Linked DNA regions of Mus musculus: region 1 is linked to region 2. A link is a contact called in ENCODE Hi-C or POLR2A ChIA-PET data. All regions are on one chromosome and are shown on one strand. Each heading gives the region's core, a stretch centred on a gene start or an enhancer-like site at or near the end of the contact. The rest is flanking DNA. Distances are from core to core; before and after follow the strand shown.

Region 1 (3,156 bases), core at 225-2,724, 37 kb before region 2:
TCTAGGTTCAATCTCCACTGCTACCCCCCCCCCCCCCCGCTCTTCCCAATGTAGAGAGAGAAGAAATCAGTGTTGACCTCTGGTCTCTGACTCTTCTTGCACTCAGGCATGTAAGCATGTATACACACACACACACACACACACACACACACACACACACACATACACACCACTGTTGCACTCAAAGCAGGAAGATGAGGTTTCAAATGCCTTATTTGGGAAGTTACAGAAAGATTTTTGTATATTATATTATTTAATTTTAAGGCAGTTGTGAGCTGCCGCAAGGGTGCTGGAAACTGAACCCGGCTTCTTTAGAGGAGAGACCAGTTCTCTTAACCACTGAACCATCTCTCTGACCCCTCAGAAAGTTCTTGCTCAGGACCTGTAGGTGGAAAGCCTAGCAGGGCTCTCTGAGTTTTGAAACTCACCTTAGGGATGCTGAGTCCTAACCAAGTATCCAAAGATCCTCCTTGAACTCGACCCCGTGCTTCTCCCTGTTCCCCTGCTACTCGCCTGTACCTCAAACCCTGAAGAAAGTTCTTAAGCAGCTGTGCCCCTAATACCATCCACAGTGAGGTGTGCACTTAAGACCACTCAGTGTGCAATGTGTCTCTTGACAGCACTTTGGGGAGTGGTGATCAACAAAAGAAGTTTTGGTTGTTCTTTGGGGCAGGGTAGCACTATAAGCCTGCTCTGGCCTCAAACTCATGGTAATCCTCCTGCTTCAGCATTCCAAACGATAACATGACAGGCACGAATCACCATGCCTGGCAAGCGACTCTTAGGCTTTGTATGCTCAGAGCTGTATAGCTTGGCCATCACTCCTCTCTGCTCCATGCCCCATAGCAGCACACACACATTGTCTCTTTGAACTCAAATTCACGTCTTCTTGTTTGAGCACAAGTTATTTGGCTACAGATCTTCTCCATGCTTTCTCTCTGACACTTGACAGTTTTGCCTGTCATGTTGCATTCAATACTCCCAGGGGAACATTCAGGGCCAGGGTAGATCCTTTCTGCTTCTCCACACAAAAAGCATTTTCTCGGCATTCACCCATGTCCAGGGTCCCTTCATGGGATTTGCACAGAGATTTAGCCACTTTGGCTAAGCATCACTGTCCCCAGGTTAAGTGTGCATCTTGTGCTGGGTCACCCAGGTAGAAGGGACATCTCAGCTTCTCTGTCATTCCTCCAATTACCTTGAGAAGTCAACTATTTTATATCTTTTTCTAAGAAAGACGGGAAAGCCTCTTCTGAGTGGTATAGGAAGCCCTGTGTTTGAATGGCCTGCTGTGGGTGGTCAGGAGGTTGGCAGATCACAAAGACATGCTTGTCCCCAGACAGAGATGGGCCTTGTTCATGGAAATATTTGTTGGTGGTGGAGCTAGGCACAGAGCAGTAGTCACAGCAGTCCCACACACGAAGAGCTTATTGGCTAAGTAGCTTAGAAACCAACTCTAGGTTTGGGGGTTTTAAGTTCATTCTTCGTTCTTGTCCAGGGCAAATCTACCCAACCTATGGACAGACCCTCTTCAGCTGGGTTCCCACAGGTAGGGCAAACCTTTCCCATTCCTGCTGACTTGCTGGGTAGGGATCAGGGAGAGTTGTATTATAATTAGGAAAGTTGCACTTGAACCCCAGCCTAGGTGACCTGGGTTCTTTGTGTCTCATTCTTTAGTCTAGACCAGAGTGAGGTCACCCAATGCTAGAGATAGTGCTTGCTGCATGGTTCTTGTTTGTTATCTCTCATTTGCAGGCCCCGGATAGTGACATCCAAAGAGGGAAGAGTAAGTAGTTAGGGAAGGTCCCAAGCTAACTCGCCCTGGGGCTGTAACACTTCCATCTCTTCACTAGGTGCCTGTGATGGGTGGTCCTCTGCTATTCTCTTTGAAAGGTTCTGAGGGTTCAGGACTTAGCTCTGTTGGCAGAATGTTTCCCCTCTATCCCCAGCAACACATTAAACTGGGTGCCTGCCTAGAAGCCTTCGAGGCCATCCATCAGCCACATCAAAAGTATGAGGCGTGTGCTATGTGAGATTGTGCCTCACAGAATTAATAAGGAAAGCTGTCTCAGCCTTTAGGGATGGTTATTGCTGCAGAGGACCAGGGTTGGGGTTCCAGGACCCACAACTATCTATAACTCCAGTTCCAGAGAATCTGTCTGGCCTTTGTGGGCACGGCACACATGTGGTGTATATGGTGTACATACATGTAGGACATGTACAGGCAAACATTCATACACATAAAGTAAAAGCAAGAAAATCTAAAAAATATTTAAAAGTAAAGATTTTTGACAGTTTTTTTCTTGTTTGTTTGTTTGTTTGTTTGTTTGTTTTTGTTTTTTTTAACTCTGTAACCCTGGCTGGACTGGAACTTGCTGTGTCGACCTACTTCTAATTCACATAGATCTCCCTCCTGCCTCTGCTTTCTGCTTTCTGTAATTAAATGTGTATGTTACCACACCCAGCTCTCTACTTTTTAAAAAGGACCTAGAGGTGGTAGAAGGCCCTTGAGAGAAGAAGGGACAACTTCCAAGAACTCAGAGGCCTGAGCCAGTTGTTCAGCTGGGGCCCCAAGCACATGGGAGTGAGGAGTCCAGAGCTCCTGGGCAGGGGAGGCTGCTTGGTCTGGAGCCGCCTCAGCTCTGTGGAAGCCACAGTAAGTGTAGGCAGATGGGGAAGGGCTAGGAGGGTTAGATGAAGCAGATACAGGTTCTGGAGACTCCCTAAGGGTGGCGCCAACCATCTTGGAGAGAAGACTGCTGGAAAGACTGGGTCCTGTAGGGCTTGTCTGAGCTGAGGGGCTGGAGCCTCTGAGACCTGAGGCCAAGTCTGGGTAGGTGGTGGATTAGTTGAGGGGCACAGTCTCTTCACCTCAGTCTCGGCACAGTACGTTGAGGATTCAGGTGATCCTTGTCAGGATTTGACTCACTAGCAATTTGGAATGCAGGACAGTCCTCACACCAGATACAAGGTATCTAACAGTCACCCAAAGATGTATAAGGAGCTACCAGCAGATGGCACCAAAGGCTTGCATCAAAGGAAAGTCTCTGGCCAGTCAGGCAGATACCTGGGTCTCTCTCCAACTTGTCAGTGAGGTCTTTCAGGCCCCAGGTCTCTTTTTGACACCTCCCTCATCTTGGAACAGTCTTCTAAATA
Region 2 (3,046 bases), core at 165-2,664:
GTCTAAGGAAAACAGCTAACTTATCTAGAATGCTCTTAACAAGCACCCTTTCCCTACCCTTAGCTACAAAAACCCCAGTCTAAAGCGAGTGGCCTATTGTCTTGAACTAACTGTGGTCATTGAGTGACTAGATCCTGTGCCCTGATCATCAAATGGCCAGAATTTAACAGCCACGTCTCTGGAACAAGCCTGCTTTAGTTGTTTGAGGTTGACTAAGTCATTTTTTTTCCCTACAAACGTAATTCTTATTCATCCTTACATCTGGGGTGAGCAACAGGGGAACTCGAGTGTATTGTGGATATGCCAGGGGTGAGCTGAATATACGTATATGGTTGTCCTGGATATTCTCAATGTGTAAACCCGGTGTGCCAAGGGTATATCGAAAAAATGAGAGATAGGTGTATCAAGGGCGTACTCGGGGTGAGCAGCGGGTATGCCAAGGGTGTGCTCAGGATGAGCCATAGGTATGCCATGCATGTCAGCTTTAGTGAAATATGGTTGTGTAGTTCGTATGCCACCATAGTGTACTCTGGGTAATCCACAGGTGGACCCCGGGTCACAGAAGGTGTGATATGGTTGTATACAGGGGCGTATCCCAGTGTGTGCCTCAGGTATATCACTGGAATACAGAGACGAGCTTCGGGACAGCCGCCGGGATACCCGAAGTGCCCCCACGCCCAACCGGAAGACACCCCCCCCACCCCTCGCTCTCCAACTCCGGCGCAGAAATCCGGGCTAGTGGGCTTAAGCCACCAGGTTCCGGAATAACAAGGTGACAATCAGAGGAGTTGCAGAGCCAGCCCAGACAGCCTCTCATCGTGACAGCATGAGACCACACTGTCCCTGCGATCGCGTAGCCCCGCCCGCCTCACCTGGCCGCACGGCCGCCATTTTGCCGCTGGGTCCGCCACAATCCCAGCAGCCTCTTGGCCGCACCCTCCCGCCATCTTCGCTCCTCCCGCCGCGCGGTGCAGCGAGCGTCCGACAGCGGCCGAGGCCCGATTCTCCCGTCCGGCAATACTCGGGAGCTTTCGGATAGAAGGAGGCGGGCACTGAGGCTCCGGAGAACTCGGCTCGGAGGTATTCGGCGGAGTTCGGCGAGGCCTCGTGTGGGTTCGGCTTTCGCCGCCCCGAGAGGGGGTTGGAGAAATCCCGTGGCGCCAGGGTCTGTCTGCGAACCCAGACTTCGTTGGAAGCAGGGGAGAAACTGCCCAGAGCCGGCCAGCTCTATCGGTCGGTGACCACAGTCAGATCCGCTTCTTAGACAGCGAGCAAGAAACGCTCGTAAGCTTTCGGGAAGCTTCGGGACCATTCGTATTATCTAGATTCTGCGCTTCGGGAAACTTCGGAGCTGCTCGGTTCTACACTCGGGCCATCAGCTCGGCTCTGCGGGCAGCTTCGGCTCGGTTCGGCGGGCGTCAGACTGCCTCTTCGGTCGCTGCTCGGGCGGTGGCTTCGGGCGGCCTCGGCCCAACTCGGGCGGCCTCTTCGGGCCCCGCTTCGGGCTCGGTGCCTGGCGCTTCGGGCGGTCCCGGACAGCGCCTTCGGGCGGACTCGGTGGAGTCCGTATGGAGGACTCGGACTCGGCGGCAAAACAGCTGGGCCTGGCCGAGGCGGCAGCTGTGGCGGCCGCTGCCGCGGTGGCGGCGGCCGCCGCGGCCGCAGCGGAAAGCGAGGCGGAGGAGCCGGTGTTAAGCAGAGACGAGGACTCGGAGGAGGACGCAGACTCCGAGGCGGAGCGCGAGACGCGGCGGGTCACCGCTGTGGCGGTGATGGCGGCCGAATCTGGGCACATGGATATGGGTACCGAGGCTCTGCCCAGCCCCGATGAGGCCGCCGCCGCCGCCGCCGCCTTCGCAGGCAAGTGCGCCCGCCGGCCTCGCGCCTCACCGGGTTCCCGCGTGCAAGCTCTGAACACATGCACCAGGCACAGGCCACTTTCCATATGCTTTGTGCATCTGTCATGCACATCTGTCTTCCAGGGAAGGCTCTCTTCCACCTGTCCTGCACACCTGCCCAGCACCTGCCCTGCCAGTGCACCTCACAGTGACCTGCACGCCTGCCCTGCCTCTGTCCATGCCCCTGCACCTGACACCTGCCCCCCATACATGCTCTGTACCACCTGTGCACTTCACACCTGCCCGTGCACTCACAATGCCCTGAACACCTACTCTGCACCTGCCCATGCATCTCACAATGACTTGCACCCTTGCTCTTTCCCTGCCCTGCATCTCACAGTGCCCTGCATGCCCATCTTGCACACACACATGCACACGCACAGCACACTCTCACTCCTCTAGCCTTGCTCTGCACTGTATACAGACGTGTCTCCCTTGTGTGAGTGTGCCTCTCTGTTCTTTGTCTGTTTTACCCTTTGGAACTTTCTCAGTACCTACCACCTGCCTTGTCCTCTCCTGCTGCTTCCTGGGAGCTGAGAGCACAGATGGGTCACATGTGAGTTCTGTTCTAGAGGTGCCCCAGGTATGGTCAGCAGCATTACTGCTGGTAGACCTGTCTGTCTCAAAGGCCAGTTCAAGTGTGACATGAGAGGGGCAAGAGAGTCATCCAAGGCAGGCAACCTTGCAAAGGTAACGATGCAGAAACCAGCCTTGCTTTATATTGTGACATGAGCTGCTCCGTGCTGTATCTCCTAGTCTTCCTATGCAGATATCCCCTCCTTCTCCATCACTTAGTTTTCCATTTTTCTCCTTCTGTTTTCTCACACAAAGAGCACCCGATTCTCATGTTTTATGACAAATGGAGCCTTGAGCTGAGCTGTATCACCCTGTACAGGTGATACCACACCAAACTGCCTCCTACAATCCCACCACACACCCCACCCTTTGACCTTCCTGAGTGTTGAACTCCCTACCAATTGGAGCTCTTATATGTTTTATGCTTGTACATGCGAATCCTTGGAAGACCATCATTTTGCCATGCGTCTTGTTTCGTTCTTTCCAGTGTGAAGCTGCAGGCTTGGCATTGGGCTTTTATTCAGGGCACATCAGAGCTGAAGCTTAACTCTGGGTGGGTGTTCAGACCGTTG

The links. A loop is a pair of places that touch in the nucleus more often than their neighbours do. ChIA-PET counts read pairs that join two places held with the same protein, here RNA polymerase II (POLR2A).
Region 1: a map of left cerebral cortex shows a loop between it and region 2 (1.9-fold over the local background). The contact joins the promoter of B230206H07Rik here to the promoter of Deaf1 in region 2. A Hi-C loop is called at or near these places in 1 of 37 maps with a recorded cell type or tissue (left cerebral cortex). POLR2A ChIA-PET finds 5 or more read pairs at or near these places in 4 of 5 experiments (Patski and embryonic stem cell).

Annotation. Positions count from the first base shown.
Region 1 is chr7:141,363,428-141,366,583 of GRCm38, reverse strand. B230206H07Rik (RIKEN cDNA B230206H07 gene) reads left to right here and starts at 1,474. Exons shown (of 2, transcript NR_033532.1): 1 at 1,474-1,549.
Region 2 is chr7:141,326,093-141,329,138 of GRCm38, reverse strand. It overlaps Deaf1 (DEAF1, transcription factor), which reads left to right and starts at 1,414. Exons shown (of 12, transcript NM_016874.3): 1 at 1,414-1,860. The coding sequence starts at 1,569. It overlaps Tmem80 (transmembrane protein 80), which reads right to left and starts at 1,009. Exons shown (of 6, transcript NM_001141950.1): 1 at 873-1,009.